2 separate regions of the Homo sapiens genome follow, and region 2 is linked to region 1. A link is an interaction called in ENCODE POLR2A ChIA-PET data of the cell type or tissue named here. Cell type or tissue: MCF 10A. All regions are shown on one strand. Links, peaks and the distances in the headings refer to the core of each region. The heading gives the core; the rest is flanking DNA. Region 1 holds the start of FGFBP1 (fibroblast growth factor binding protein 1). Region 2 overlaps CC2D2A (coiled-coil and C2 domain containing 2A).

Region 1 (16,359 bases), core at 3,059-11,058:
GTGCCTGATACTTCACCTTGCTGAGAGTGGTTACTGAATAATGACTGAAGAGATAACATCCCCTTTCCCCCACTGTTGAGCTGTGTTTGCATAATTGCAGGCTCTTGAGAAATTCTTGTCTGCCTCTGGTAGGCTAGATGTCCCAACTCAAAGCACCACAGCTTTCCCTCCAACATAGTCATTAACCTCTGTGTGGTCATGACTGATATCCTTGACGTTTCCCCTATTGTCTGCTAACTCCTCAAGGGTAAGGACCATTTTTCTTGACTGCACTTCCAGGCAATCATTAACACTGAGGGCCTGGACATAGTAGGTGCTTCATGCGTGCTTTTAGGATGAATGAAAAAATGACTGAGTGGTAGTAGAAATGAGGTCGCATTAGGGTCCAGCCTTGCAGAGTCTCATTCCCCTGCTCATTCTTGTCTTCTCCTAAGCAGCATGCCACATGTGTGAGTCCTTTTGCTCTTTGTGTAAGGGCATTCAGCACAGAAGGGTATCTTTCTGTGAGGTGAGGTCCTCCTTGAACACTCCATCACGGGTTGACATTCACTGTTGGGCCCCTGAGCATTAGGACCCTCTGAAGATACTCACCCATTTGATTCCAAATTTGGAATCAAATTTGGTATCCTTCAGCGCTGAATGCCCTTACAGGTCTTTTCAGAGGTGCTTTTCTGGTTTGATTTTTCTAAATATTGTCATCTCTTCATGTGAAGAAAGGGATGTGGTCATAAGCCAATGTGCCTCGTGACTCTCAGCCTTAACACCAAGAAAGGGCAGCTTACCTTCTCCCTTTTTCAGCTTTCAAAGGGAGCAACTGTTGCTCTTTGTAGCACACATGGGCTAGAGGCTGAAAATCCAAAAGGGAGACTCTCTAGGTCCTTCTTTTTCTCCAAGATAGGAAGGGAGGTAGAGGTGGCATACAGAAATGTGTACTTGTGTGGGGTTTTGTGATGTGTGAGCATGTGTGTGGGAATGGGTGTGTATATGTGAGTGCTTTCTTAAGTGCATGTATGTGGGGGTACCTTGAAAAATGTTGTCCAAAAGACACAGACCTCTTTAAAGGGTGTTTGACTGTTTAAGAATGATTTACTTAAAAACAAAGATCCAAAAAGCAAAGAAGTGATCAAAAAACTTGATTTGTAGGGGCAATTGATTATAGAAGAGCTAAAAAAAAAAAACTTTTACAAAAAGAAAACACTGTAAAAGGCTTTGAAATAGCCCTATTACTTGAGAAAAAATACCTATTATTATTAAGTGGTTTCATTCAAATGGCTGATATTCTAGCATTTTTGACATACTACAAATAGTAGTTTCGTATGATTTAACCTAACACAAAAATTGGAGTTAGGTTTCAAATGTGTTGAGAATCAGAACCAACCATTAAACATTGTTTCTAAAAACATGTTGATATGATTCCACTGCTGGGTATATACCCAAATGAAAATCATTCTACAAAAAAGTAAATAAATAAAAATTTAAAAAAACAATATGCACTCATATGTTCATTGTGGTAATATTCACAACAGCAAAAACATGGAATCAACCTGGATGCCCATCAAAGGTGAATTGACAAAAGAAAATGTGGTACATATACATTATGGGATACTATCTATGCAGCCACGAAAAATAATGAATTGTGTCCTTTGCAGTAACATGGATGCAGCTGGAGGCTATTATCCTAAACAAATTAATACAGGAATAGAAAACCAAATACTGCATGTTCTCACTTATAAGAGAAGGAGCTAGACCGAGCACAGTGGCTCACGACTATAATCCCAACACTTTGGGAGGCCGAGGCAGGCGGATCATGAGGTCCGGAGTTCGAGAGCAGCCTGGCCACCATGGTGAAACCCCGTGTCTACTAAAAATAAAAAAATTAGCCAGGCATGGTGGCAGGTGCCTGTAATCCCAGCTGCTCGGAAGGCTGAGGCAGGAGAACTGCTTGAAGCCAGAAGGTGGAGGTTGCAGTGAGCCAAGATCGTGCCACTGCACTCTAGCCTGGGTGACAGAGCAAGACTTTGTCTCGGAAAGAAAAAAAAAAGAGAAGGAGCTAAATATTAGGTAAGCATGGACATAAAGATGGCAAAAATAGGGCTGGAGACTACTAGAGTGGGGAGAAATGGAGGGGGGCAAGGTTAGAAAAACTACCTACTGGGTACTATGCTCACTACCTGAGTGATAAGATCATTTGTACAGCAAACCTCAGCGACATGCAATTTACCCATGTAACAAATCTACACATGTACCCTCTGAACCTAAAATAAAAGTTAAGAAATGTGTTAATATTATGTGGTTAATAACAACATTCTTTCTAAAGTAAATAAACTTAATAGGTTTTCACCTTGCAATCATACCCAATACTATAGAATCCACACTCTGCTATCTCTTCATTTTCTAAAGAAATAAAACTTTCATTGTCCTGAACAGGAATCCTGAAATCTCATGATGAATGAGCACTTTAAATTTGGAATGCAAATATTCTTTTTTTTTTTGTCTCACTTTGTCGCCCAGGCTGGAGTGCAGTGGCACATCTCGGCTCACTGCAAGCTCCGCCTCCTGGGTTCACGCCATTCTCCTGCCTCGGCCTCCTGAGCAGCTGGGACTACAGGCACCCGCCACCATGCCTAGCTAATTTTTGTGTGTGTGTGTGTGTTTTTAGTAGAGACAGGGTTTCACCATGTTAGCCAGGATGGTCTCGATCTCCTGACCTCATGATCCGCCTGCCCTGGCCTCCCAGAATGCAAATATTCTTGAGTAGGTCTAAGATTAATGCTTTTTGCCAGATGAATTAGATTTTACTGATGTTTGCTTAGCCCAATTTCCTTATTTTCTGATAATAAATGTATTTTAATGCACATTATTTGCCCAACAAATTAATATTGCTTTAGTGCAGCAGCTCAGCATTTGCAATGTCTGTTTGTAAAGTAACGTTTGAAGGAAGGGTTGATTTTTGACAACTTTGGCCTGGCAATAAGTTTGGCACAGTTAAGACTTACCTCAGAACCAAATTGCACCCATTATATGAATAATCTCTGGTGACTGCATAAGTAGGGCCAGGCCTCTAGGTCAAGAAGCTATGTGGTAGTAACAGGCATGAGAGTAAAATCAGCTTTTGAACTTCAAATCCCCAGCTGGTGACCAGACATGCATTCAATTACCAGCCTTAGCCAGTGTGTTTTTACCAATTGTGTTCAGACTTCCTTTCACAATCCCAAAGAAAGTATTCATCATTTAAGTTTTGTGTGATCATGAGAAGAATAACATGATCCCAATCTAACCAGAACATGCCAGACAATTTCCAAATTAAGGACATTCTCAAAACACCTAACCAATTCTTCTGCAAACTGCCATAGTCATCAAAAACAAGCAACATCTGAGAAACAGCCATAGCCAAGAAGAACCCAAAAAGTCACGATCACTAAATGCAACCTGGTGTCATGTTGGGATCCTGGACAGAAAAAGAACATTAGGAGCTGAAAATTTAATTCTACACCAAACCTGCACATGCATGTTTATAGCAGCTCTATTCATCACTGTCAAAATTTAGAGGCATCCAAAATGTCCTAGATGAATGAACAAATGAACTCGGGTACATCCAATCAATGGAATTTTAGTAGTAGGTGAATGAATAAAGGGACTTGGATATATCCAATCTTTGGAATTTTATCAGCACTTAAGAGAAATGTGCTATCAAGTTATGAAAAACATAGAGAAACCTTAAGTGCATATTACTAGGTAAAAAAGTCAATATAAAAGGTTACATATTGTGTGATTCCAACTATTTGAAATTCTTAAAAAGATAAAACTGAGGAGACAGCAAAAGGATGAGCATTGCCTGGGGTTGTAGGGGATGGAGTGGTAAGTAGGCAGAACACAGAGAATTTTTAGGGCAGCTAAACTATTCTGTATGATACCATAGTGGTGGGTACCGTCATTATACCTTTCTTAGTTAATTGATATTATGCATGTCATTATACATTTCTCAAAACCCAAAGAATGTACAGCACTTAGAGTGAACCTAATGGAAATGATGGACATTGGGTGATAATGACATGTTAATGTAGGTTTATTACTTACAGCAAATGTACTACCCTGGTTCATGATGTTGAAGGTAGGGGAGACTGTGCCTGCGTGTGGGGAGGGGTATATGGGACTTTTGATACTTTCCACTCAATTGTGCTATGAGCATAAAACTACTCTAAAAAATAAAGTCTGTCAATAATAATAATAATAATAATAAAAACTAGAACAACAGGTAAATCCTAAGCAAGTCTGAATAAAGTATGGACTTCAATTGACAATAATGTATCAATGTTTGTCAGTTGTGACAAACGTACCATAGTAATGTAACAGGTAAATAGGGAACCCAGGTGAGAATTGGAATGATAACTATCTTTGCAATTCTCTGTAAACCTAAAATTATTCTAAAACTTTAAAAAAAAATTTAAAGGGAAGGTATGAAGGGGCAAAGAGAGGAGAATTCCACAATTTATCAGTGTATGCGTACACTGCCTCATTTGTGTTTAGAATGATAGCAGCGGCCTCCAGATAATTCTTCTCTAATTGTGTGTCAGACACTGTGCTTAGTCCCCCTAAGCCTTGCCTCCACATCTGTCCCATGAGGACCTGGGCCGACTTTCCTCCTGGGGTTCTTGTGCAATGGGCCTTTATGTACTCATCCCCAAGAATTACAGAGCCCCTCAGTGCTGGGAGCATGGGGAGGTGGAGGGGCCTGAAGTTACTGGAACCTGCTATGCACTGCGTGGCTGGGGCTCCATGTCCTCTGCAGTCTCCCCAGAGCCACTGGAAAAGGACATCGTTTCCTTAGTTCATGGAGATACGAAGAAAGCTTGGGAAACAGCCTTAGCACAGTGCCTGGCACGCTGTAAGCTCATTGGAGGAAGTGTGCCATTTCTCCCCGTGGACATTCTTAAAGATGTGGGTGGCATGCAGGGCGTCAGGAGCCAATGACACCAACAGAGAGGGGCTCGCATTGGAGCCTGGCCTTGAAGGATGAGGCGGTGTGTGCCAGGCAGAGAAGGAAGGGAAGGGGATCCCAAGTGCAGGGAACAGCAGAGGCAAAGGCAGGAAGTGGGCGCATGCATGGAGTATCTGCAAATGGTGGGACAGGGTTTCAGTGTGGCCAGATTGCAGTGTGTGTGTGCATGTGTGTGTGTGTCTGTCTCTGTGTGTGTGTCAGTGTCACTGTGTGTGATTCTGTGTGTGTGTGCCTATGAGTATGTGTGTGAATGTGTCTAGGTGTCAGTATGTGTGTGTCTCTGTGTGTCTATGAGTGTGGTGTCTTTGAGTGTGTTTGTGTGTGTTTGAGTGTGTCAGTGTGTGTTTGTGTGTGTCTTTGTATGTGTGTCAGTGTGTATGTGTATTTATGTGTCTGCGTGTGAGTACCTGGAAATGAGGTTGGAAGGGCAGGATGAGCCAAGGAGGTGACTGCCCCACAGCCTGCTCTGATGCTGTGCTGCTGAGTCTAGAAGGGAAAGAGCAAAGCAGACGCTGGGATGGGAGTCACAGGAAGGGGAAGGGCCACAAGGAGCCAGTGGGGAATGTGCAGTGTTACCTGGCAAAGCTCAGAGAAGCACTTCCCAGAAAGACCCCGGAGTCCACATGTTTCCTTGTAAATATGTTTTGTGTTCCAACTGCAATCTGCCTCCAGAAAGAATCTGCCTGCCTCCCAAGGATCAAGTAGAATTTTCCATTTTGTAGGAGACTCCCCTTGTTGAGCAAAGCAGCTTTGCCTTGCCTATGTCCAAATAATCCTCCAAAATACCGCATGAGAGAGCCTGTTCGTGGAGGTCAGGGCCTCAGCGGGGTGTTTGTGAGGATAGTGAGGACGGACCCCTGGGTGAGGCAATTTTAGGAGAGAGGCACACAGCTTCAGAAATGGCTTCTTCCAACAGATTCATGCAGAGACTGAGCCTCTGAGTAAATTGGTCAACATCTATAGCTATGACCACGGAATTCTCAAACAGGTGGATCGTTCATAAAATCCAAACACAGTTACAAGTTTTGGCCTGCATAGTGTTGAGCTACAGCTTTATTTTTAGAAAATTTTAATTAGCTGCCAACCAATTTCATATAAACACATCTGGATTTGGGGATGTCATTTTAAAAATCAGACAGTGTGACAATACTGAGCCTAATCCCTGCATTTTCTCAGTCAATTGGAGATGAGTGTTGACCTCTATGGAGGCAGAGACTCTCTAGTTTGCCACAGTCCCCATCACTCCCTATTGCCTTATCTCAAACCCAAAAGTCAGTTGCCATTTAATATCACACTAAACAATAGTTTTCTTATGGCTGAATTAAGGAAAAGTGAACAATTTCTTCTTCTGAAAATCTATGAAAGGTGAGGTGATAATATATAATGAGGGCCACATCTTCCCTGTAGAAGTGAGTTTCTTTTTAAATGCTGCATATGTAAATAACAAATGTCTGTTTTCAAAGTATACAACTTAAGACCCTGTCATGAGGCAAAACGATTCTGCTCCACTTTATGTTAACAGCTTAGCCCAGTAAAAATTTAGTATGCAGCTATAAAGGAGACGTTGTTATTGTCAGCACACTGCAAATGGATGATGGGAGAGGCTAAGTGGTTTGGGCATAGCACTCAGCTAAACACATGCTGTGGCCAGGATTCCACCTGGGTCATTCTGGTGTGGGACTGTGCCTGTAGCAGGCAGGGCAGCCTGAGCTCTCTGAATGAGACCTGAAGGTAAGTATTTACAACAGTAATCTTATATTAAAAATTCCCTCTTTACCAGCCTCTCAGAGCCTGGTAGAATTCCCTGATAAAAAAGAGGGAATTTTTAATGTAAATTTCCCTGCCTCTAGAATTAGGGTATCCTCTGCTTATGTAGTAACTTCAGATGGAAAAAGGAACTCAGACACTACGAAAACTTCGGCAACTTCAGTCACCCATTCAACAAAGATTTATTGAGAGTGGCAGGCAGGAAGAGATCAGACCATGGATGTAGAGAATCTCACTTTTAATTTTGAGATGTTCCTTTTCCTGCCTCTGTGAACTTGGACAAGCTCTTACATATCTCCAGAACCAATTCCTGCTTTTGTAAAAGGGGAGGAATCATTGCACTCCCTACTAGAGCGGATGTGATGAGGGAAAAGGAGAACTCAGGTAAAATGGGCTCAGTAGTTTGGCAGCTCGGATCATGTCATTATAGTTATTTTACTCCTCCATAGACATCACTGCTGGGGTCCTCTCCCCATCAAGGAGGGTCACTGTGAGGCTGAGTTGTCCTCCTATCCTGGCCACAGGGTGGACAGGGAAGGGCCTAGAGGAAGCGTTTGATGGCATGCAGGTAACCCCCCTTTTCACTGGATTACATCCAGCACTTTCCCTGCAGGAACCGGCTCCCTCGGAGGGGCGTGGCTGGGAGGAGCTGTGAGTAACGTGCCACAGTGTTGTAAAAACCCAGTGAGTGTTATAAAAACCCAGTCAGCCTGGCTCCTGTTGAATAGTCTACCCCCCTTGCACTCTACCTGACACAGCTGCAGCCTGCAATTCACTCGCACTGCCTGGGATTGCACTGGATCCGTGTGCTCAGAACAAGGTAAGAGCCTCGCTCCTTTAACAGCTTTATTACCTGCTGCCACTTCTCACTCCACCAAGGGCCTGGAGTTCCTTGGGCCTGCATTCCATCATGGGCAGGTGGGGGCTGAGCCCCAGGGCCGTGAGAAATGACTGGGTGTTTTTCTGGCATATCCAGTCTCCTCTTCACCATTTATTGCTGTTCTCTGCCCTTTTGTGATTGTCTTTCTCCTTCTTAACCCTAGAAGATGGCCAACTTCTAGGGTAGAAATCAGATCAGGACCATTTCCTGGGTCTGCCTCTTTTTATAAAAAATTCTGTGTTTTGTTTTAAATGGAGCACAAATAATACAAATCATCTTATCATTATGTGTTATATGAAACTAAATTGTCATTGTTCATAGTTGTTTTTCTTATTCTTTGGCAATGTTTTTAAAGGGCAGAGTAAATGTGAAAAGCAAAAAGTGATCAACCAGGGGTGACAGAAAGGAATAAGGAGATTGATCTGGCTACCCATACCAGCTTTGAACTTGCCCACTATGAGATCCTGAGCAATTTACTTACCTGTCTGAGCCTTAAGAGTCAGAGCTGTCACCTGGGATGACATATTAATAGCTACCTGGAAGAGCTCTTGTGTGGATTTCACAAGGTGGGAATCAAACCCTAGACCAGTACTTAGCACACAGGAGGTGTCATATAGAAACTGACTTCTCTTCTTCTGTTAAGCATGGGTTTTTATTGTACACATGATCAGATTCATGCAGTTCAGTGTGACGTTGGTGTTCATCCTATTGATTCAATGATTTCTCATGATCCTTGTCTTCGATCTTGTAGTGTGAACTATCTGGTTGAAATTCACCTCTCTCCACCCTGATTCACTTTGCCCAGGCAAATCAGACAACCACCCCACCTCACACCTTTCCTTAAACTCTTACTTCCCCACAAAAAGCTCCCCCACCCCCACAACCCCACCCACCCCACCCAAACCCCAGGCATGTTCAACTCTGGGTCAACATCACCTTTCATGATGCTTACCACATCCTTTCTCATTTTGGGCATCTGTCATGTCTTTTCTCATTTTGGGCATCTGTGTCCATATGGAGTCATGAGATAGAAATCCAGCCCTTTGGAGCTGAAAGTTTGGAGCAGTAACTTGTTTCATATCAGAAACAGAGATGACGGGATAGATTCCCTGATCAATGCTATTTAAATTCTCCCAAAGAGTGGTCTCTAAGCTCTTTCAAATCTGAGGCTTTCTCAATCATGGTGATTTCTTCAACACCTAGTCTGGTGGGGGGCATATAGTAGGTGCTCAGTAAATGCTTGTTGAATGAGTGAATGAAAGAGTGAGGAGTGAGCAGATGCAGGAGTTAATGAGTGAATAAATGATAAATGAGAGTTCGTGAGGCTCCAAAGAGTGGTACTTTTGTGACACTCAAGACTCAAGTCAAGTGGAAATGTGAGTAGACAGGCTGTTTGTCTAGTGACTCCAGGAGCCAGAAGCGTTCTTGGTCTACTCTGAAATCATGTAGGCACCTGTCAGGGTAGGGGGAGGCCAGCGTGTAGTCCTGCACAGCTGAACTGCTGCCTGCCACTGACTCACTTGCCTTTTGTCAAACAGGTGAACGCCCAGCTGCAGCCATGAAGATCTGTAGCCTCACCCTGCTCTCCTTCCTCCTACTGGCTGCTCAGGTGCTCCTGGTGGAGGGGAAAAAAAAAGTGAAGAATGGACTTCACAGCAAAGTGGTCTCAGAACAAAAGGACACTCTGGGCAACACCCAGATTAAGCAGAAAAGCAGGCCCGGGAACAAAGGCAAGTTTGTCACCAAAGACCAAGCCAACTGCAGATGGGCTGCTACTGAGCAGGAGGAGGGCATCTCTCTCAAGGTTGAGTGCACTCAATTGGACCATGAATTTTCCTGTGTCTTTGCTGGCAATCCAACCTCATGCCTAAAGCTCAAGGATGAGAGAGTCTATTGGAAACAAGTTGCCCGGAATCTGCGCTCACAGAAAGACATCTGTAGATATTCCAAGACAGCTGTGAAAACCAGAGTGTGCAGAAAGGATTTTCCAGAATCCAGTCTTAAGCTAGTCAGCTCCACTCTATTTGGGAACACAAAGCCCAGGAAGGAGAAAACAGAGATGTCCCCCAGGGAGCACATCAAAGGCAAAGAGACCACCCCCTCTAGCCTAGCAGTGACCCAGACCATGGCCACCAAAGCTCCCGAGTGTGTGGAGGACCCAGATATGGCAAACCAGAGGAAGACTGCCCTGGAGTTCTGTGGAGAGACTTGGAGCTCTCTCTGCACATTCTTCCTCAGCATAGTGCAGGACACGTCATGCTAATGAGGTCAAAAGAGAACGGGTTCCCTTAAGAGATGTCATGTCGTAAGTCCCTCTGTATACTTTAAAGCTCTCTACAGTCCCCCCAAAATATGAACTTTTGTGCTTAGTGAGTGCAACGAAATATTTAAACAAGTTTTGTATTTTTTGCTTTTGTGTTTTGGAATTTGCCTTATTTTTCTTGGATGCGATGTTCAGAGGCTGTTTCCTGCAGCATGTATTTCCATGGCCCACACAGCTATGTGTTTGAGCAGCGAAGAGTCTTTGAGCTGAATGAGCCAGAGTGATAATTTCAGTGCAACGAACTTTCTGCTGAATTAATGGTAATAAAACTCTGGGTGTTTTTCAGAAATACATTCAAACATTGCTTGGTTTTCTCTGTGTCTGGTCCCAAATAAACTCATTAAGTAGTCCCCATATATCAATGGAAAAACAATCTAAACAGGAACTTCCAGTTCCCCACCCTTCGCAAGTTATCTCTTTCTGGAATCCTTCTTTATAATTGTATCCATTGGTCAGTGGTGTTTGGTGTTTATTGAAGTATAATAACTAGGATCCCTGTTTTCAGGTGGGACACCTGGTATATAATGTGATTAAATCATTTGTCAGGGACTCATAGATGGTAAGAGGGCCGGTAGGATTGGAACCCAGGAGCTCTGACAGCTGAGTCTACAGGGTTGAGGAACCTCCGCTACTGATTCATGTCAGAGCTGCCCATTCCCTCCCCCACCCGAAAGACCCCGGCCTTGCAAAGCTCAATTCTGGAGAAGAAATGAGTTTCATTCCTTCATTCTTCATTCTTGGAGAAGAAAGGCCTAGTTAAGTACAGTGGCCCAAGATAAGGGCTATAAAGGAAGGGGGAGAGGGCTACAAGGAAAACCAGAGAGAGAAGGCAGAAACTGCTGTAAGATCTGGGCTTGAGTGTAACAGGGGAGGGAATAGTGGAGCTGGATTTTGGAAAGAGTATCTGTGGGAATAAAATGGGGCAAAGTGGAGGCACTTTAGGCATTTGATAACATGAATGAAAGTGAATAGATGGGAAGTTTCAGATTCTGGGAGAGGTCAGGTGTCTGGGATCGGATGGGATGCAGCGATGAGACTGCCATTATTCATTTATATGTTAGTATGAAGGATCTGAAAGTTGTATTTTAAGAGTGGGGGAGAGAGGATGAACTGTCTCCAATGCCTTGTCACAATTCCACAACCAGGGAAAGGAGGAGCAGAAGCTGACGAAAGCACTGTTCTTTAGCATGTCTGATGGTGGCAGGGAGGAATGGCAGGTGGGGGGGAAGGAAAGCCTTTTACATTCACCAACCTACTGGGATGCACACTGAGGACGTCAGAGGCCAATCCACAGTGCCACAGCCTCAGAGTGACATTTGGATGTCATCATGATCATCAATAAAAAGAGCACTTATCTCTTACCTGCTATGAGCAAGCACTGTTCCAAGTTTTCCCATGGATAGTGGATTTATTCATTCACTCACTCACTCAACACATAACTTACAGAGCACTGACTCACTCCAGGTTGTGTTCCAGGTGCCAGAGATACAGCAATGGATGTACAAGAGACGAGTGTTCTGCCCTCATGGAACAGTGGGAAAAGTGATGATGAGCTCATGATACATGATACACGATAGAGAAGACTATTAAAGCAAGGGAAGGGGATAAAGTGATCGAGGGTAATGAGCTTTAGATGGGGTGGAGAGGAAAAGCCTCTCTGTGGTGGTTACTTTTGAGCTTAGACCTAAAAAGAGGAATCTCTTTTTAGCCAGGGAACTCTCCTGGGTAAGCATGTTCCAAACAGAGGGACCAGTCAGAACATATGCCCTGAAATCATGGTTAATCTATTTATTCAATCCTATTTGTCCCTTCTTTTTGCCAGGAACTCTACCATAGGTGAGAAATAGCAATGAAGGAAAGAGAAAAAAGAAATCCCTGTCTTCATGGCACTTCCATTCCCATGACAGGGATCATGCTTGGCATGTTAGAGAAATGTCCAAGAGGGTGGGGTCATTGTAGGATGGGGCCTGGGGCCTGACCTGTGAACCTTACCACCAACTCCAAGAGCACTGAAGCAACATTCCAGACCCTCCCCAAGCTCCTTCAAGCCACAGCAAAGAAAGGATATTTTCCCTTAAGGTCTACACAGGTTCTCAGCCCTGTGGCCCCCTCCTCCACATATGTAACATAGCCCTGAGATAGAAAAAGAATAATAATCTCCTCCAGGAGTCACTCAACAGTCATCAGGTTTGTTATGGGTTGGCAAGAACATTGGAGAACAGACCCAAAACCTCCTTAAACTCCTCCAGGCCCGCAGTTGCTGGTTTGAGTTCACTCCTGGCCTCTGGTCACTGGCAGAACTGGAAGGAGTTTTGCCTCTACCATGGAAGAGTGACCTGGATCTCAGCACAAAGTTTGCTTCTGCTGATAGATAACCAGTCTCAGGGCCAATTATTTAATCTTCTGAGCAGAAATGAGCTCATCTTGACAATGGAATCATGAAACCCACCCATTATTAAGGGTCCTGAAACACTGACATTGGTCAATATCTCTGAATCTCTTAATACTATGCCAATAGTTAGATAATAGTTGTTCAACACCACTGACCACTTAAAGTCCACAGCAGGAGACTGAATTGTAGAGGGAAGTCAAAATTCCCAGTGAAAACTCTCTAACTGTGGAAGGTTTTTGGTTTTGTTTATTTGTGTCTGTAGTACAAGTGGCCAGGAGCCACCATTATGGATCACCCACTGTGTGCCAGTGGTTTTGCTCCATTGTCTCGTGAATCCCCCACAACTCCATCTGGTAGGAGTCTCACCTTCATTTTCTAGATGAGGAAAGTGAGGCTGAGAGAAGCCGAGGAACCTTCCCAGGGTTATGAAGTTATTAAATGGCAGAGCCTATAATGGGAATCCCTGGCCTGGAGGTCCCAAGCCCTTTCTGCCTCTGAAGTGCATGATTTTCTTCACTCAGTGATAGAAGAGTGACATTTATGGTCTCTGGATGTAGGCCAAACTTGACAATGAACAATATCCATCAGTCCATTCCACATATATATCTTCTTCCTGTCCTTACAGAGAGAAAGTTCTAGAAGTGAACACTTCCATTGCACTCAGCCTCCGATCATAGTCATATGCTGAGGGGATGTTTTAAGAACACAGTAAAAAGAAATATGTAAATAGAGGCTCCACAGATTTACATTGACTTTCTTTTTTTACCTTTTTTCTTTTTCTTTTCCTCTTTTTTTTTTGAGACGGAGTTTCGCTCTCGTCACCCAGGCTGGAGTGCAGTGGCATGATCTCAGCTCACTGCAACCTCTGCCTCCCAGGTTCAATCGATTCTCCTCTCTCAGCCTCCCGAATAGCTGGGATTACAGGCACCTGCCACCACGCGCAGCTAATTTTTGTATTTTTAGTAGAGACAGGGTTTCAACATGTTGGCCAGGCTGGTCTTTAACTCTTGACCTCAGGTGATCCACCCGTATTGGCCTCCCAGAGTGCTGGGATTACAGGCATGAGCCACCGTGCCCGGCTACATTGACTTCTATTCACCTTAGTGCTACATATTTTCTCCCTGAGAACTTTCTGGATATGAAGTAGAGAAGCCAACTTTCTCTGTGTGTGTGGTCTTTAAGATATGACTTGTTTTGACAGCAAAAGATGGAAATTTTTCGGTAGGTAAGATGTGCTGAAGATTGGCATGTCTGTACCCCCTAAAGCCACTCAGAAGTGGGAATGTCTCTCTTTCCTTATAAAACCACATCTCGGCAGAAAGAGGGTCTCTTCCTTCGGGCACCCCAGCTCTGTGTGGTAACTCACAGTCACACCAGTGCTGACTTGAATCTCTGGAATCCAACAGATCTCACCTAGCCTCCTTCCCCAGCCTCTCTCCGAAGTTGTTTTTGGCAGAAATGGCAGGAATGCCAAAGTGTTTGGGGCTGAAAGCTTTCAAGCAGATATGACACCAGCCATCCTCTGATGTGTTGGTTTGCATAATGTGCTGTGTACAATGCTCACCATTTCATGCAGCAATATCCAAGAAAATCTTTTTGAGACTCCCTCTGAAGAATGGGAGGGATGGGGAGAAGATTCTAGAAGAAGGCTGGCTTGGGACCTGGAGCGCTTGAGGTGAGCTCTCCAGGGGGAGTTTCCATAAAGTAGTTGAAAATGTGTGATATGGTTTGGCTGTGTCCCCACCCAAATCTTATCTTGAATTGTAGCTCCCATAATTCCCACACATCATGAGAGGGACCCAGTGGGAGGTAATTGAATCATGAGGGGCAGGTGTTTCCCATGCTGTTCTCATGATAGTAAGTCTGATGACATCTCATGATTTCATAAAGGGTAGTTCCCCTCCGCAAGCTCTCTCTTGCCTGCAGTCAAATAAGAGATAACTTTGCTCCTCATTTGCCTTCTGCCATGATTGGGAGCCCTCCCTAGCTATGTGGAACTGTGATTCCATTAGATTTCTTTCCTTTATAAATTACCCAGCCTCAGGTATATCTTTATTAGCAGCAAGAGAACAGACTAATACAATGTAGGTAATAACAGCAGAAATGAAATCTGTCTTGTCCACCATCATAGCCCTGGTGCTCAGTGCATGCCCAGCACACAGTGGATCCTCCATAAATATTGGTTGAGTATATGAAAGAGAAGGAGAGAAATCACTGCAGGGGCAATGATTACGGGCTCCAGAGTAAAAGAAAAGTGACCTGTAACAAGTTATTTCATCTCACATTTTCCATTTCTAAAATGGGTCTGGAATATGCATCCAATAAGAACTATTCATAATTAAAACCTAAATCTAGGTCCTTACACATATGTATTCTCATTAAATTTTTGTTATAAGTAAGTGAATGAAGGAACCAATTAGCTGAGACAGGAGATAAGAAGGCAATTTTTGAAAAAAAGCTACACCAGACTCAAGATAGGCCATGCCAAGGACCTGCCTGTGAGATGGAGCCTGGCTGTGTGCAGCATGATCATGGGGTTCCTAAAGCCTCTACCCAATGGGCCTTAAGAACCCCATGCTCATGAAGTTCACAGAAGCACTTTGCATGACGAAGGAGGAAGATGGAGACAAAGCTGGCGCCTATGAGTAGCCTCTGCGACTTTCTTAACCTGACTTCCAGCTCACTTCCTACAGGCTCCTCCTGCTCAGGCTCCTGGGTGGCTGGTTGTCCTGGAGACCCTCCTGTGGGTACAGCAGCCCCTACCTTCACTGCTCTTAGATCTTGGTGCTCAGGGGAGCCACTGATAAGAATCAGGATGCCACTTGCTGTGGGCGCTGGGTGAGCAGAGAATGGATCTGCTTCGCTTCCTACTCTATTCTTAGCACCCACGCAGTGCATGGCAGCTGCTCAATAAACCTCAGAGGTTACCGAAGCGTTTCTCAACCTCGACAAAGTTGAGAGTTTGGGCTGATAATTCCCTGGAGTAGGGAACAGCCCTGTGCATACTTGGCTGTGGAGTAGCATCCCTGGCCCTAGTACCTAGATGACTGTAGCAACCTTCCCCCTGTTATGACAACCAAAAATATGTCCAGAAGTTGCTAAATGCCTCCTGGAGATGAAGTTACCCACAGTGGAGAACAACTGGACTACGGTGAAGTTGTAGCACATTCACAATTCACTTAGGCTCCTTCAACAATATGTGTCCTGCTGTGGAGGGGGAAAGAGAGAAGTGTAAAGACATGAATACTGTAAGCAACTTAATCCACCCTTGGATGCAGTGAAAATGTGCCCGGGGTGTACTTAAGATAGCGGATGGGAGTTTGCTTCTTTTCTGTCTGTCTCTGGTCTTCCAGTGTTTAAAAATAGGTATTTTATTTTTGCTCTAAATGCAAACCAATGCCTTTATCTGGTACCCAACAAAAGAAAGGTTGTCAAATGTGATTTTGACTAAAATAAATTTTACAAACATAAGCACTGCCTCCAGAACCTGACTGCCAGGCACAATGTGATTTAGTAGTGGCACATTTGCTACCAAATGCTGTCAGCACTAGCTTCCGAAGTAAAGCAACAGCCCCCTCCCATTGAAAGTAGCCAAGGTGAGTGATGTCATAGGAGAGTCCCAGAGTTATCTAGGGCCCCTCAAAGCTGAAAGTGCCACCTCCTTCTACACCCACTCCCATTAACACAACTGTGAATTCAGTTCCTGGAATTGTCTTTCCTGGACTGAGTATGAAGCTTGCTCTAAGCCAAACATTGGTAGCCCCAGGGTAGGCTGGGGTTTTGCAACGGCAGGAATCCAAGGACCCAGATGGACCATCCTGGCATATGTGCCCATGTTGTTGGAAAAGCCCAAAGCCAACCCCTTAGTCGCTGGGAAACCAGGCAGGGCAAGGGTGGGGAGGGGAGTGGTCATGGCTTCAGAGCAGAAGCAGGTGTGGGGGCCAGACAGGACAAAAGAGTTCTAGCCAACATTTATTAGGTGCTTCCTGCATGCTAGA
Region 2 (16,359 bases), core at 181-8,180, 420 kb after region 1:
GAAGGAAAAACCACTGGGACATGGATCAGCTTCCACTGGTCTTTTGTATCTTATGAAAGCCCTGGGTGGCCTTTCAGAGATCAGATCTGGTCATTAATATCCCTACACTTCAGACTGCAACAATGGAGGGCCATTTTTTTTTTCTCTTTCATTCAGGTATAAGTATTCAATTATAAACTGCATTAGTATTATTAGTTTTTAATCTCCATGTGACCACTCTGTGTTTTATAACCCAGATTACCTGGATTAATTAAAAATTTCCACCTCACAAATACATGTACAACTAGACTTCAAACCACAGACATAATGGAAAATTCCTCTCTAATTGCTTTGCAGCTGCTCATTCTTGCTTTGCCTTGCCTCTTACCTATGGGGTTCCAGAGTTATGAGATCACTCAGGGTGTGGCTCTCAGGTTCCATCTTGTACGCTTCTTGGTATGAGTAAATAACGTGGGTAGAGTGGTTCTATTTACTTGTAATGCAACTTAGGTCACCTGTACTTTGCATCTCCTTCCACAAATCTGCATTAGCCTAAGTTCCAAAACCTGCTAGTGGTCTCTGCCTTAGACTCAGCTCAAGCAAGTGTAAAAGTGTTTCAGGACACTTAGTAGTCATTGGGCTAACTGGATCAAAAGACCTCAACTCTCTTCCTATTAGGGAGAAAGACACCTAGTTCCTTGTCTTTCTTTTTGTTGCGTCTGTTTTCCTTTCTTATTTATTGATGACTATCATAAACACAATAGCAACAATTACTCCCAAGGAGGGATAATATTTAGAGTATATTTTAACTTTAAAATTGATTTGATTTTTTAGTCTTCAACTGAAAACTGAAATGCTAAGAGGTGATGAATATGGATTATCTATTGATGTTCTCACCATGTGCAGAGATGCATACCAAAGGAGAAAAAAAAATTAAAGCCGGGTGCGGTGGCTCACGCCTGTAATCCCAGCACTTTGGGAGGCCAAGGCGGGCAGATCACGAGGTCAGGAGATCGAGACCATCCTGGCTAACACGGTGAAACCCCGTCTCTACTGAAAATACAAAAAAATTAGCCGAGCGTGGTGGCGGGCACCTGTAGTCCCAGCTACTTGGGAGGCTGAGGCAGGAGAATGGCGTGAACCCGGGAGGCGGAGCTTGCAGTGAGCCAAGATTGCGCTACTGCACTCCAGCCTGGGCAGCAGAGTGAGACTCCATCTCAAAAAAAAAAAAAAAAAAAAATTAAAAATTTTACAGAAGGCCGAGTGCAGTGGCTCATGCCTGTAATCCCAGCCCTTTGGGAGGCCAAGGCGGGTGGATCACGAGGTCAGGAATTCAAGACCAGCCTGGCCAAGATGGTGAAATCCCGTCTCTACTAAAAATACAAAAGTTAGCCGGGTTTGGTGGCGGGTGCCTATAATCCCAGCTACTCGGGAGGTTGAGGCAGAGAATTGCTTGAACCCAGGAGGCGGAGGTTGCAGTGAGCCGAGATTACACCACTGCACTCCAGCCTGGGCAACAGAGCGAGGCTGTGTCTCAAAACAAACAAACAAAAATGTACAGAAAATTAATAATCATTGGTAAGTTTAAAATACAAGTTTCTACATTTGCCCTGAAAAAATAATAGCAACAAAGTCTGGGTCCACCTCAGAGCCTGCAGTAGATTCTAGAATTATTATTCTGGTCTTCCCTGGGAAGATTTCTCCTTTCCCGTCTTCTGGAAACATGCCATGTTTTCTGGACATGAGGTTAGTGGATAATGATCCACTTGCCACTGACTAGAGTTTATTTTTTGGTATTGATAATGTGAACTGTGGGGAAAAATATGATTCTTTCCTTCTGGAGTTGTTAAGCTTAGGCTATCAAAGGACACATCCCCTTATGTGTAGAGAATTCTGTCATGCCTGCAATTGCAGAGAATGAGGCCCACCAGTATTCAAGAAGAATCAGAGAAAAGAGGGGTGGAAGAGAGGCCTGCCGGCATCAAATCCCTGGTCCTAGCCCCTGAGACCTTGTTTCCTAAAGGTTCTCCTTCATTTTATGATTTATTCCCAGATCCTTTCCAGTTTTTTGAGCCACTAAGTTCCCTCTTTGCTTAAGCTAGTTTGTGATGGGTTTCTGTCATATGCAACCAAGAGAGTCTTGTGTAGTGAAGTGCTTAGAACGCAGCAGATTAACAATGCTTTGGTGAAAAACTGGTGAGAACAATGATGGGAAAGTGACAGTTTTATCTAGTGGTACCTCTGCGGGAGCTTGGAATCATGACACAGTCCTCCAGTGGGTATGCAGTTCTGAAAAAGGGAGGCTCCTGCACATTGCAGGGCCTTTAACACCTGCTTCCATTTCTGTCTTTCCAGCCAAGGCACAAAGTCTCTCTATGGCCAAGCTAAGATTGCTCCCTCTGTATTCCCAGAATTTAGCACAGCTAAGAATATAGTAGACTTTTAGTTAAGTATTTTTTAGTTAAGGATGGAAGTAATAAAAAAGGAAGGAAGGAAGGAAGGAAGGACAAAGGAAAGAGAGAGAAGGAAGAGGGATGTTTGTACTGCTTTTCAACAACTTTTTTTTTTTTTTTGAGATGGAGTTTTGCTCTTGTCACCCAGGTTAGAGTGCAATGGCATGTTCTCTGCTCACTGCAACCTTCGCCTCCTAGGTTCAAGCAATCTCCTGCCTCAGGCTCCTGAGTAGCTGAGATTACACCCACTCACCACCCCCACCTAATTTTTGTATTTTTAGTAGAGACGGGTTTCACCATGTTGGCCAGGCTGGTCTTGAACTCCTGATCTCAGGTGATCTGCCCACCTCGGCCTCCCAAAGTGCTGGGATTATAGGTGTGAGCCACTGCGCCGGGCCTGCTTTTCAACAACTTTAACCCTACTTTGCTATCATGATTAGGCAAACTGCATTTTATATTGTTTATGTTTTACCTGCAATGTCCTATCTAGCATTTTAATTTTTTACTTTTGCACTAATTACTTCTTAAGATGTATTAAATTGTATTCTTTCTTATTGGAAGTTTAACAGTTTTTCTTTGCATGACAGCTAATTCCTTTTTGCATTTTTCTGTCTTTAATTGTCTCATCTCAATTTAAGAACATCCTAATATTGAGACAATATTAGGAACAGAATATTTCACTTTTAAAAACTACCCTTTTCCCCCTCTGTAATTAAAAAAAAAAAACATTCAAAAAGGCAGGGCTGAATACCAACTCCCTTCTAAATAAAACTCTTAAATTCTCTAATAGGAGGGCGCATGATCCATCATTTGAGTCAATAGCATAGTATTTCTAACCAAAGAACAACTGGGCTTGACTCAAACGGGTGATCAGTGTTGGTCGATCCTGCCGGGTGAAGTTAGCATCAGATCCAAGCGCTCTGAGGCATAAATTCATCAAGGCTCTGTTAAGGGCCCAAGGAAATGCCAACTTTTGTTTTCTTAACATTTTTCCTTGTATGTATGTATGTATGCATGTATGCATGTATTTTTTAGAGACAAGGTCTCGCTCTGTCAACCAAGCTGGCGTGCAGTGGTGTGATAATAGCTCACTACAACCTTGAGCTCCTGGGCTCAAGTGATCCTCCTGCTTCAGCCTCCTGAGTAGCTGGGACCACAGGCATGTGCCACCATGTCTGGTTACCTTTTTATTTTTTGTAGAGGTAGGGGGGTCTCACTATGTTGTCCAGGCTGTTCTCAAATTCATGGCCTCAAGCAAACCTCCCACATTAGCCTCACAAAGCTTTGGGATTACAGGTGTGAGCCCCTGCTCCTAGCTGTAATTGCCAACTTTTGATTTGGCACTCTGACTTGGTTTTCCATTATGTGGATGCCAGGACTAAACCAGAACCTAAGGAAAGCTAGTATTTTGCAGGATAGACAGCTGAGTCAGAGATAGGCATAGAAAAGAAGGAATTTCTTTTAATACACGCAGCAAAGTCATTTTAATGACATTCAATTTGCGCTTTTATTGAGGTATTTCTATGTGCCAGGCACACTGCTAAGTAGAAGACTGTAATCCAGTTCTGGTCCCTAAGTCACTTTCAGCATAGCCAGAGAGGAGAAAGAAAATGGATTAACAGTACATGAGCAAAACAATCTTCGCCTGCCGACCTATTGCCTTGCTCTTGCATCATGCCAGAAACTCCTAGGTGGAAAGTCTGTTTGGAAGTAAGACTGAAAATAGAGGCTGTAGGCATTTAATTTTTTTTTTCTTAAAGGCAAGCCTATTTCATGGAATAATGGAAAAGCTATTTTTGGCAAGAGACAGACTGAATAAATGAAGGAAAAGGTTAAAGTAAATAAATACAATGATAAAAATGTTAATTGTGAAAGAAAAGCACTGTGTTTTGAATAATTGGAAGGTTACAATAATTACATTTTTAAAAAAGACTGAGGTATACAATTCAACAATAAACTTAGTAGGTGACCTGTTATGGAATAACAGATAGATATAATATCTCCTCCATTTAACTTAATCCCCTTTGCTTCTTTCTTGTGCAGTCTAAGACATTCTTCATGTTTTGTTGTGTTCAAAACATAGCCCTCCAATAAATGCCCTTGGAAGATGTCAGCCCCTTTGGACTTCTTCCTTCTCTAACTTCCTTTGCTCTGTGATGCTTTATGACAAGCCCCTGTCAGTAGAACTCTTCTTTCTTGACTTTCCTATTTCTGCTTGTATGATAGGAAGATTTTGCTTCTCAAAAGTATTGAAAGGAAACCATCTGTCCTTCTCTACCCACCCTTCCAGTCCTACTGGCTGCTTCCCAAGAGAGAAGGAAGGACATGTCTGACTGGAGAGTCAGCTGGAGCCCAAGTTCCTTAGTCCAGGTTACCTGCAAAGCTAAGCAGTGGCCCCTAGCTGTCCTGTCTTAGCTGTCTCCAAGGAGAGGTTGTTCACTGGCCTGCATGGTCTGCTTGGCATTCCACCTGGTAAATACACCAGAGCCGCTTAGCTTATGTCTAGATGGGGAACCTAATTCGTGAGAAATGGAATAGGAAACCATCTGGTCTTGGGTTCAAGTGGCATTCTGCCGTCTGGTTTTACCCTTAGTGCAAGGGATATCTGGATCCCTTTCTGATTCCAGTGTATTTCTAAATTAGTTTAGAATTTCAAAAGGAGACAGATGAGATCCATTGGCTCCCTCATGCCCTACCCTCCATATTAATTACTCTTCTGTTTTCTAACTTTAACCCACAATTCAGTGTTCATCATATCTGTGTTTAATGGAATGGATGGATGGATGATGATACAGATTGATGGATTATTCAATAAATGCATAAGTTGATATTGTTTTGATCACTAATTGTATTATGTATTTTTGTCATATAACCAAATAGACGATAAATTCCTCATGGGCTGGAACTTATCTTTACCCTTGTTTTGTAAATCTGCCTCCAGGATCACATTTCTGTACAAAGTAGCCATCCACTGATACTTGTCAGTAATAATATTTTATAGAAATTTATAATTTTTAAAAAGGTCATACTCATATATCACCTCAGTACTCATCATGACCCTATGAGGAAGAGAAAATGATTATTATTCCTATTTTTCAATTAAGGAAAAATATCCAGAGAGGTAAAGGAACTTGCCCAAAGTTGCAAGCTAATTAGTTAGTAGGACAGCAGGACTGTACTCAGAATCCGCCTGGGCCTGTGTTTTCTCTATTCATCATTCCTCTTTATAGACAAAAATGATGATTGTTATACCCACCCCATTCTGTTTCATGTGATCAGTGCTGAATGTTACAAATTTAAAATTACACAGGTTTCTGAAGGAGGCAGTCCCAGTGATATGGTTTGGCTGTGTCCCCACCCAAAACTCATCTTGAATTGTAACTCCCACAATTCCCTCATGTCATGAGAGGAACTGGGTGGGAGGTGATTGAATTATGGGGGTGGGTCTTTCCTGCGCCGTTCTTATGATGGTGAATGAATTTTATGAGATCTGATTGTTTTAAAAATGGGAGTTTCCCTGCACAAGCTCTCTTTTTGCCTGCTGCCATCCATGTTAGATGTGACTTGCTCCTCCTTGTCTTCCACCATGATTGTGAGGCCTCCCCAGCCATGTGGAACTGTAAGTCCATTAAACCTCTTTCTTTTGTAAATTGCCCAGGCTTGGGTATGTCTTTATCAGCAGCATGAAAATGGACTAATACAATAAATTGGTACCAGAAGTGCAGTACTACTGAAAAGATACCCAAAAATGTGGAAGCAACTTTGGAACTGGTAACAGGCAGAGGCTGGAACAGTTTGGAGGGCTCAGAAGAAGACAGGAAAATGTGGGAAAGTTTGGAACTCCCTAGAGACTTGTTGAATGGCTTTGACCAAAATGCTGATAATAATATGGACAATGAAATCCAGGCTGAGGTGGTCTCAGATGGAGATGAGGAACTTGTTGGGAACTGGAGCAAATGTGACTTGTTATATTTTAGCAAAGAGACTGGTGTCATTTTGCCTCTGCCCTAGAGATTTGTGGAACTTTGAACTTGAGAGAGAGATGATTTAGGGTATCTGGCAGAAGAAATTTCTAAGCAGCAAAGCATTCAAGAGGTGACTTGGGTGCTGTTAAAGGCATTCAGTTTTATAAGGGGAGTATAAAAGTTTGGAAGATTTGCAGCCTTACAATGTAATAGAAAAGAAAATCCCATTTTCTGAGGAGAAATTCAAACCGGCTGTAGAAATTTGCATAAGTAACATGGAGCCGAATGTTTATCACCAAGACAATGGGGAAAATGTCTCCAGGGCATGTCAGAGGTCTTCAAAGCATCCCCTCCCATCACAGGCCTGAAGGCCTAGGAGGAAAAAAATGTTTTCTTAGGCCAGGCCTAGGGTCCCCATGCTGTGTGCAGTCTAGGGACTTGATGCCCTGTGTCCCAGCTACTCCAGCCATGACTAAAAGAAGCCAAGGTACAACTCGGGCCATGGCTTTAGAGGGTGCAAGCCCAAGTCCTGGCAGCTTCCACATGGTGTTGAGCCTGAGAGTACACAGAAGTCAAGAACTGAGGTTTGAGAACCTCTGCCTAGATGTATGGAAATGTCTGGATGCCCAGGCAGAAGTTTGCTGCAGGGGGAGGGCTCTCATGGAGAACCTCTGCTAGGGCAGTGCAGAAGGGAAATGTGCGGTTGGAGCTCCCACACTGAGTTCCTACTGGGGCACTGCCTAGTGGAGCTATAAGAAGAGGGCCACTGTCCTCCAGACCCCAGAATAGTAGATCCACTGACAGCTTGCACTGTGTACCTGGAAAAGCTGCAGACACTCAACACCAGCTCATGAAAGCAGCCAGGAGGGAGGCTGTACCCTGCAAAGCCACAGAGGCGAAGCTGCCCAAGACCATGGGAACCTAACTCTTGCATCAGCATGACCGGAATGCGAGACATGTTTACCCAATACCTATACCTCCATTGTATCTAGGAAGTAACTAACTTGCTTTTGATTTTACAGACTCATAGGCAGAAGGGACTTGCTTTGTCTCAGATGGGATGTTAGACTATGGACTTTTGAGTTGATGCTGAAATGAGTTAAAACTTTGGGGGAGTTGTTGGGAAGGCAATGATTGGTTTTGAAATGTGAGGACAGATTTGGGAGGGGCCAGGGGTGAAATGATATGGTTTGGCTGTGTTCCTACCCAAATCTCATCTTGAATTGTAACTCCCACAATTCCCAGGTTTCATGGGAGGAACCGGGTGGGAGGTGATTGAATTATGGGGGTGGGTCTTTCCTGCACTGTTCTCATGATAGTGAATGAGTTTCACAAGATCTGATGGTTTTATAAACGGGAGTTTCCCTGCACAAGCTCTCTTTTTGCCTGCTGCCATCCATGTAAGACGTGACTTGCTCCTCCTTGCCTTTTGCCATGATTGTGAGGTCTTCCCAGCCATGTAGAACTGTAAGTCCATTAAACCTCTTTTTTTTGTAAATTGCCCAGTCTTGGGTATGCCTTTATCAGCAGCGTGATAACAGATTAATACACCCAGGAAAGCAAGAGCAATGCAATTAAATATGAGGGCAGGGAACTGTAATGATAGCCAGCAGTTACTAGGTCTGTTTTAGACACTTATGTGGATTACCTCATTCAATTTACACAGCAAGCCTGGGAGGCAGACACTGCTATCGTGCCTGCCTTACAGATGAAGACATTGAGGCATGAGAGACTAATGGCCAAGTTCACCCAGTGAATGGTAGAGCAAGGGCTGGAATTAGGCAGCTTGTTACCAGACTTAGGAAAATACAATATAAAGGATTTGCAAGGATAGAAACTCTCCGGTTATATAATAAAGAGACAACAAATGGGAAGTGGTCCTGCAGCAAATGTGAGATAACAAGAGAAAAGAGAGGGCAAAAGAAGAAAAATAAGTGTAGCTAACCTGGATGTGTAAAAAAAGATGCAGACTCAGTCATTCCTAGCTAGGAAACTCACTCCTTGTTTAAGAAGGGATGCATTGGGCTGGGCGCGGTGGCTCACACCTGTAATCCCAGCACTTTGGGAGGCTGAGGTGGGCGGATCACGAGGTCAGGAGATCGAGACCATCCTGGCTAACACGGTGAAACCCCATCTCTACTAAAAATACAAAAAATTAGCCGGGCGAGGTGGCGGGCACCTGTAGTCCCAGCTACTCAAAAGGCTGAGGCAGGAGAATGGCGTGAACCCGGGAGGCGGAGCCTGCAGTGAGCCGAGATCGCGCCACTGCACTCCAACCTGGGCGACAGCGAGACTCCGTCTCAAAAAAAAAAAAAAAAAAAAAAAGAAGGGATGCATTGAGTATAATTAGACTTACTCTTACATAATATGCCTGATGTTTGTTCTTTATGTGTAAGATAGTGAATTATTTAAAAAATTAAAGTAGAATGTTATAAATATAGCACCCCAAGCTATTCAGAAAGCAAAGCACTTTCAATTTCATTTAATAAAAGTGGAGAGAGGGGAGTGTCTACCTTTTTATACAGTGTTTCAAGCTCTGCCTTAATGCTCTGCTCCTGTGTTAGTACTGGCGGCCTTGAAGGAAATGGCTTGATGGGGTTTGGCAGAGCTAGGATCCTGCCGTCATCTCCAAACCATCTTCTTTCCTGTAGATGAAGCAGAGGGAATGGCAACATTTTCTTCTAATCGAACAGAAAATGGTTCACAACACAAACAACATTTCTTGAAAATTCTGTGTCAACATATATATTTCATGTACTTCCTCCCCCAACAGAACTGTAAAAGTTCTGTTTCCATTAGAAATCAAGTCTTCACTAACACTTCTCACAATTGATTTAAAATATACACCCTGGCTTCCTAAAAAGTATTTTAAAGAGCTTAAATGAGTGCTTAAGAAAAATTTATCTTCTATTAATTAAACATTTAAGAAAAAAAAACACAGAATAAAAACTCAAAAGTGAAACTATTCTACCTATGGATAATTTAAAAATTCTGTCAAGTAGGAAAATGTTGCCAGGATCTGGTTTAGCAGGAAAAGCCCAGATCTAGCTAGCAAAGATGGGTTTTGAGCAGTTGAGAAGTTATGTTATTTGAGGATCAATAAATGTACTGAGAGAGAAAGTTAAAAAAAAAAAAATGAACCACTTTCTGTGGATAACCTCAAGAGGAAATGAGTACAGTGGATGCAATGACTGCCCTGTTAGGAAAATAAAAGCTATGTCTAGTGTGCCCAGGCTACACCTGAGAGCAGAGGGTGCACACTTACGGGGTCCTGCATCAGCAATCTGTTCTCCATGATGTTCTGATTGGTGCGTGCCACCTCTGGTCTTACCCCGGTGTAAAGGCCTTCATCTTCCAGGAACCTGGGCTGTACATTCTCAGGAAGCTTTTTATATGTAGGGACTAGATCGTTTATAAATAAATAAAATAAACATTAGGGCCAATCTAAATATCTCAAACTGCAGTTTGGTGAATTAATCACCAGAGATTTCATTTATGTTCTTAGAAAATGCAAATTTTCCAAATTAATTTTTAAAAGCAGAACCAAGGAAAAGATGAATGTGCTCACTTGTAGCAGTATGTTGTAGAATCAGGTATTTAAAGAAAACGCCTAAAAATTTAATATGTAACTCATCAGTGTGGCATACTGAGAAGAAGGTAGTATTCAAATCATAGGATGAGAGACAAGTTTTAGTTCTATTACTCTTCAGCTGGGTGAATTAGGGCCAGGCACTTCTTTGAACTCTCTCCTCCTGTACAAAAGAGATACTAATCTACTTAACTGGGCTTCTGGGAGAATTAAATGAGGTAAAGTATGAGGACGTGCTTTGTAAATGAACAAGTTTATTTGATTGAACGTGATCATTACCTCATTTATTCATTCACGGCTTTATTCATTCCTAGAACACATCTTTACTGAGAGCCTCCTTGTGCCAGGCACAGATGAGACTCTGGGAATCCAGGCCAGGCCCCTGCTGCCTTGGAGCTTGAATCATAGTGGGAGTGATAGGCAGCAACAGGAAGCAAAGGTCTCTACAAGATCACGCCATAGAGTAGTAAGAAAATACACAGGAGATGGTGACTTAGGGAAGGTTGGGGATAAACTTAAGAAGAAAGAAAGGCTGTTCTCATAAACTCTAAGCCCCTGTAATGGATCACTGATTTGATAAAGGGTTCCCACAGTACTCTGGTATATCTTCCATTAGTCTATCAATAAGTGTTTGTTGAATGGATATTTTTCCATGTTGTGTTTTTTTTGTTTGTTTGAAGATATTTCTTGATTGTTAGATTAGAAACTGGAATCAGTTCTGGAGATGAGGCATCCTTATACACTAGCCATATTTCATGACAAGGTAAGTGACGATGTCTAAGCTGAACAAGAAAATAAAAAGAGCAAGTACCTGTCTGCCTACTGGGTATGAAGAGCATTTCTCTTTCCATCTGCAGCCGATCATGGATGCTTTCATAATCTGCAGGTCTGACTGCTACAAAATCGTCAGCCACGTGATCTAAGCCCAATAGGAAGTCCTCGGCATCATCACCATTAAGCAGTTCTTCCTCATCCTGCATAATGTTAAAAAGTAACAAGAAAAAATCATGCTAAGATTCTTAGTTAGAAAAATAATTCACAATACCAAACTCATGAAACTTAACATTTCCTACAACTTTATCTTTTCCTTTTTTTAAAAAAGTGAAAGCATAGAACTATATAACCTTTCATATTTAACAAGTGGGTTTTTAAAAAAATTGTTTTGCAGTATTCTGCACACCTGGAAGATGTCAAAATCAGAGATGGCTGTTTCAGAAGAGAAGTGGTAAGCAAAACAATCAAAATCCCAACAAATCTGGCCTCCTATGAGACTGCTTGCTTCTTGCCATTTATGTAAAGAATTGGGCTCATAATTTATGTAGCAGTTTAACCTTCCACCTGGCACTAAACCAAGGGAAAAGGCACCAAGTGTATAGGTGCACAGTCCACACACCCTGTTCAGACTGCCTGGGTTTAAATCCCAGCTTCACCATATACTGCCTGAGGAACTTGAAACAGCTTATTTAACCTTCTGATCCTCAGTTTCCTCACTTATAAGATAGTTATAGTAATGGAGTTTACCTCTAAGCACTTTGTGGGGATAAAATTAAATGATACACTTAAAAATTCAAAGCAAAGAGGCTATAATCACAAATGTTAGCTGACATATATTGATTTTGTTTGGATATTTTCTAAACGTCTTCTCTTCCTTCCTCTTCTTTTTCTTTCTCCTTCTCCTTCTTTTAAAAATTTAAACCTGGTGTCCATTTATGAGCAACATCTTTTAAAATCCTGTGGAGACTTTCAGGTAGCTAAAGACAATGATGGCAGTCTAGCTACCTGCCTCTTAAGATTTCCTCCCCAAGTACACAAAAGAATAAGAAGGAAAAAGGGAATCTATGTAGAAACCATGCTTTTAACTTAACTTGAAGACAGAGAATGCCAAAACATCAAACAAGTGAAAAGAGAAAGATCACCAGATGGCAGTGTGTAATCTTCCTTCTCCTGCCCCACCTCTGCTTCGTGGTGAGCAAAATCACCCAGAGAAAAACTGCAGAGAAGACAGAAAAGGGGAGCTAGCGAAAGGGGCTACAGAGGATCTAAAACTTTGTTCAAAAAGGCTAAATGAACCTTGAAGACGAAAATACTTTAAAAGTGTCTGGGCAGAGCAGAGCATGGACTATAGGGAAGGGCTTCCAAATGTGTGTGATTTAAAAGAGCAGTTTTAGGAACAGAGCTTCTGGGGCAGTGAATAGGCAAAAGGAAGGGAGAAGTGGCCTTTGGAGGAAAGTGCCATAATTTCAGAAGATATTCGCAATTGGAGACTTCTATCTTCAACAGGTGAAGCCCAATTCTCCTCCATTTGAGAGTGCACTACGTCTCGTGACTTGCTTCTCCTGAGTAGAATATGGCAGAAGTGACAGTATGTGGCTCCTGAGACTAGGTCATAAAAGGAACTGTGGCTTCTTTTTTGGGTTCTCCCCTAGATCACTTGCTTTTGGGAAGTTAGCTGTCATGTCAGGAGGACACTCAAGCAATGTTGAATGGCCTGAATGCTGATTTGTAGAATGATTGTTATAGAATAAGCTAAAATATTCCCAAGCTTCTGTAGATCTAGGTAAAAAAAGTACATTTCCGGGAGGCATTTTTCAAGGGAGGAGATTGTAAGTGAAGCACAGAAGTATGCCAATTATGTGAATACTAGAATATCCTAGTGTGTTTTCCTTATTTTTAATGTGGTAAAATATATATAACATGAAGTCCACCATTTTAACCTTTTTTTTTTTTTTGAGACAGAGTCTTGCTTTGTCATCTAGGCTGGAGTGCAATAGCGCAATCTCGGCTCACTGCAACGTCTGCCTCTCGTGTTCAAGTAATACTCCTGCCTCAGCCTCCTGAGTAGCTGGATTACAGGTGCCTGCCACCACACCCAGCTAATTTTTGTAATTTTAGTAGAGACAGGGTTTCACCACGTTGGCCAAGCCTGGTCGTGAACTCCTGACCTTAGGTGATCCGCCCTCCTCGGCCTCCCAAAGCTGGGATTACAGGCCACCGCACCCGGCCCATTTTAACCATTTTTAGGTGAACAGTTCAGTGGCATTAAGTAAATTCATATTGTGATTCTACCCTTACCACCATCCATCCATCTTCCCAGACTGAAATTCTATACCCATTAAACATTCCCTCCTTCCTCTAACCTCTGACAACCACCATTCTACTTTCTGTCTCTATGATTTTGATGATACAATGTAGCTCATATAAGTGAAATCACACAATATTTATTCTTTTGTGACTGGCTTATTTTTCTTAGTGTAATGTCTTCAAGGTATATCTATGTTGTGGCATGTGTCAGAATTTCCATGCTTTCTGCGGTTGTATAATATTCCATTGTATATTTATGTTTATCCATTTATCTTCCGATGAACACTTGGGTTGCTTCTACCTTTTGGCTTTTGTGAATAATGCTGCTATGAACATCGGTGCACAAGTATATGTTCAAATTCTTGTCTTCAGTGTTTTTGGATATATACACAGAGTGGAATTGAATTGCTGGATCATATTGTAAATCTGTGGTTAACTTTTGAAGGACCACCATACTGTTTTTCACAGCAGCTGCACTGTTTTACATGGCTACAAGCAACGCACCAAAGTCCAATTTCTCCATATCCTCTATAACACTTATTTTTTGATAAGCGCCATTCTAATGGATGTGCAGGGGTATCTCATTGTGGGTTTGATTTGCATTTCCCTTATGATGATTGGTGTTAAGAATCTTTTTATGGGCTTATTGTCTATTTGTATGTCTTCTTTGAAGAAATGTCTATTCAATACCTTTGCCCATTTTTAAATGGCTTATTCTCCTTTTATCTCACACATACCACCCACAGTTGCAGAATTTGAGTTGTAGCCTGGGTGTGGTGTTTGGGCACAAAATGCTGCTTACTTTGTAAGGTTGTGGTAAGAGAGAGACCAAGATTTCATTTGCCTTGCAGAGGAACATATTTTGCACATGGAATAAATACTAATCATTACGTGGAGTCTAGCAAGAAAAACCCTCAAGCCACATTATTTAATTCTTTTTTCCACAAAAGAAAAATAAACAGGTTTAATCAAGGTTCTTCCTACCACATTGTAGGGTCTAACCCAGAGCTACAGGGAGCCATGTGAATTCAGTACTTGGGATTTCAACTCAGACGTGGAGTGTCATTCTCCTGGTGGTGGCAGGTTTCTCCTCAGCCACTTTCTTTCTTGCAGGGACATCAGCTTTTTCCTCCTAGCCCTCCACCCACACCTCATTACCATCCTGATATTAAATACCATTTCCTTTCCTCCTCCTTGTGCAGGTGGTTCTTCTTCTTCCCCTTCCTCCTCCTCTTGATTAGTTCCCGCTCTATGTCTTGCTTTTGGTTTTTCCTCTGATCCTTCTGGTTCGGGATCAAAGTTGAAAGTAAAGAAGTTATAGGCCTCTTCTGCAGAAGGGAAGCCAGGTGGAACCTAACGAAAAGCAAGGAGCAATCGCAATTTCCCATTTATAAGCTGTAATGCGCTCTGCACAATTAACTGACAGCTGGCTTAATGCTAATGAGATCAGGCATATTCCAGGCCTCCGAAGCATATTGTCTTAGTTAAAGGTGTGAGACTACTGGTAATAAACTTTAATATCTGCCACAGGCAGTTGGAGGCCTCCTTTAATAGTAACTCTAATTAGTGACTTTAAAAAACCCCAGCAATTATTTACATTCCAACAAGTAAATACATATTTATAGCAGTAAACACTTTAGATAAGATTATTAAAATGACAAACAGTGGATTTATTGTTTTATTGGCCAATGCTGAGATAGTTTTGTTGTATTATGAGAAATATAGAATTTTTAAACAAATGACCTTTTTTTGTTGTTTCTCTTTTGGAGTTAGTACTCTCCTTTTTTCCTATAATGAAAGCCGGGGCAACTTCAGAGCTGAACAAACTGTCTTATCACCAACATTTCCTGTCTTTCCATGCACTCCCTCATCCTCAAGTCAGGCAATATTCTGATCTCTCCAGTTAGTATGAAAGTTGGAATCACTTCTCATACTTTTTTCTTGCAAACTGCATGGCAACAGGAGTCAGGTTATATATGTAGTCATTTATTTATTTTTAATTAAGAGATGAGGTCTCACTCTGTCACCCAGGCTGGAATGCAGTGGCACAATCATGGCTCACTGCAGCTTCGACCTCATGGGCTCAAGTGATCCTCCCATCTCAGCCTCCCAGGTAGCTTGGACCACAGGTGTGTGCCACCATGTCTGGCTAATTTTTGTATTTTTTGTAGAGATGGGGTTTCGCCATGTTGTCCAGGCTGGTCTTGAACTCCTGTGCTCAATATATCTGCCTGTCTTGGCCTCCCAAAGCGCTGGGATTGCAGGCGTGAGCCACCACACCCGGCCTGTAGTCATGTGTCATTGGATATTTGTAAAAAACACAAACAAACAAATGATTTTAAAAAACAAGATTTCTCACCTGGGGTTTAGGCTTGATTTTTCGTGCAGAATCATGGAACTTGACTCTTGAGTAACTTTGGGAGTCAACTTCTTGTTGAGTCCTTTCTACCTCTTTCCCTGGCTATATGAGTGGAAAAAAATGATAGATAAACCATTTAACCCAAGAAACTTAGGCTGTTCTAAAATGAAGGTTAACCCCCCCATCCCAAAGGCTTATCTTCTGACTGCTGCTGCATCTTATCATTCCTAAGGCATGGAATGCTGGCAAATTTCAAATGCAGTCATGCGCTCCATAGCGACAGCCTGTAGAACTGCATGCATGACGGAGGTCTCATAGACTATAAATACGGTATTTTTACTGTACCCTTTTTATGTTTACATAAAAAAATACTTACCATTGTGTTACATTGCTATGGTATTTAGAAAAGTAACATGCTCTTCAGGTTTGCAGCCTTGGTGTGTAGTTGGCTATGCCATTTAGGTTTGTGTAGGTACCTTCACACAATGGGTTCACACAATGACGAAAATGCCTAAGAACACATTTCTCAGAACATATCCCCATCACTAAGTGATGCATGACTGTATATTTGAAGGTTGATGTTGATATTTTCTTACTCAACTCGTCTCTCTCAAGACTGAACAAATGTAAAATTGTATACTCAATAAGCTTTAAAATGAAAACTGTTGTCCAGATGCAGTGGCTCATGCTTGAACTCCCAGCACTTTGGGAGGCCGAGGTGGGCAGATCACCTGAGGTCAGGAGTTCAAGACCAGCCTGGCAAACATAGTGAAACCCCACCTTTACTAAAAATACAAAGTTTAGCCAGGCGTGGTGGCGGGCGCCTGTAATCCCAGCTACTGGGGAGGCTGAGGCAGGAAAATCCCTTGAACCTGGGAGGCAGAGGTTGCAGTGAGCTGAGATTGCAGCACTGCACTCCAGCCTGGGAGATAG

The links. ChIA-PET counts read pairs that join two places held together with the same protein. Peaks named below come from ENCODE experiments on the same cell type or tissue, not always from the same donor. Only the 100,000 strongest peaks of a DNase experiment are listed, where the experiment ranks them.
Region 2: POLR2A ChIA-PET joins it to region 1 with 7 read pairs; 2 of 35 experiments call an interaction of 5 or more read pairs at or near these places.

Annotation. Positions count from the first base shown.
Region 1 is chr4:15,929,478-15,945,836 of GRCh38, reverse strand. FGFBP1 (fibroblast growth factor binding protein 1) reads left to right here and starts at 7,097. Exons shown (of 3, transcript NM_005130.5): 1 at 7,097-7,150; 2 at 7,366-7,586; 3 at 9,185-10,260. The coding sequence starts at 9,205. The coding sequence ends at 9,909. In MCF 10A, for the core only: no CTCF peak of the experiment used is centred there; DNase peaks (open chromatin) are centred at 7,416 and 9,126.
Region 2 is chr4:15,509,308-15,525,666 of GRCh38, reverse strand. It overlaps CC2D2A (coiled-coil and C2 domain containing 2A), which reads right to left. Exons shown (of 37, transcript NM_001378615.1): 7 at 15,427-15,528; 8 at 14,244-14,420; 9 at 10,798-10,960; 10 at 9,663-9,799; 11 at 8,911-9,042. LOC124900672 (a long non-coding RNA gene) reads left to right here and starts at 10,960. Exons shown (of 2, transcript XR_007058062.1): 1 at 10,960-11,211. In MCF 10A, for the core only: no CTCF peak of the experiment used is centred there; no DNase peak of the experiment used is centred there.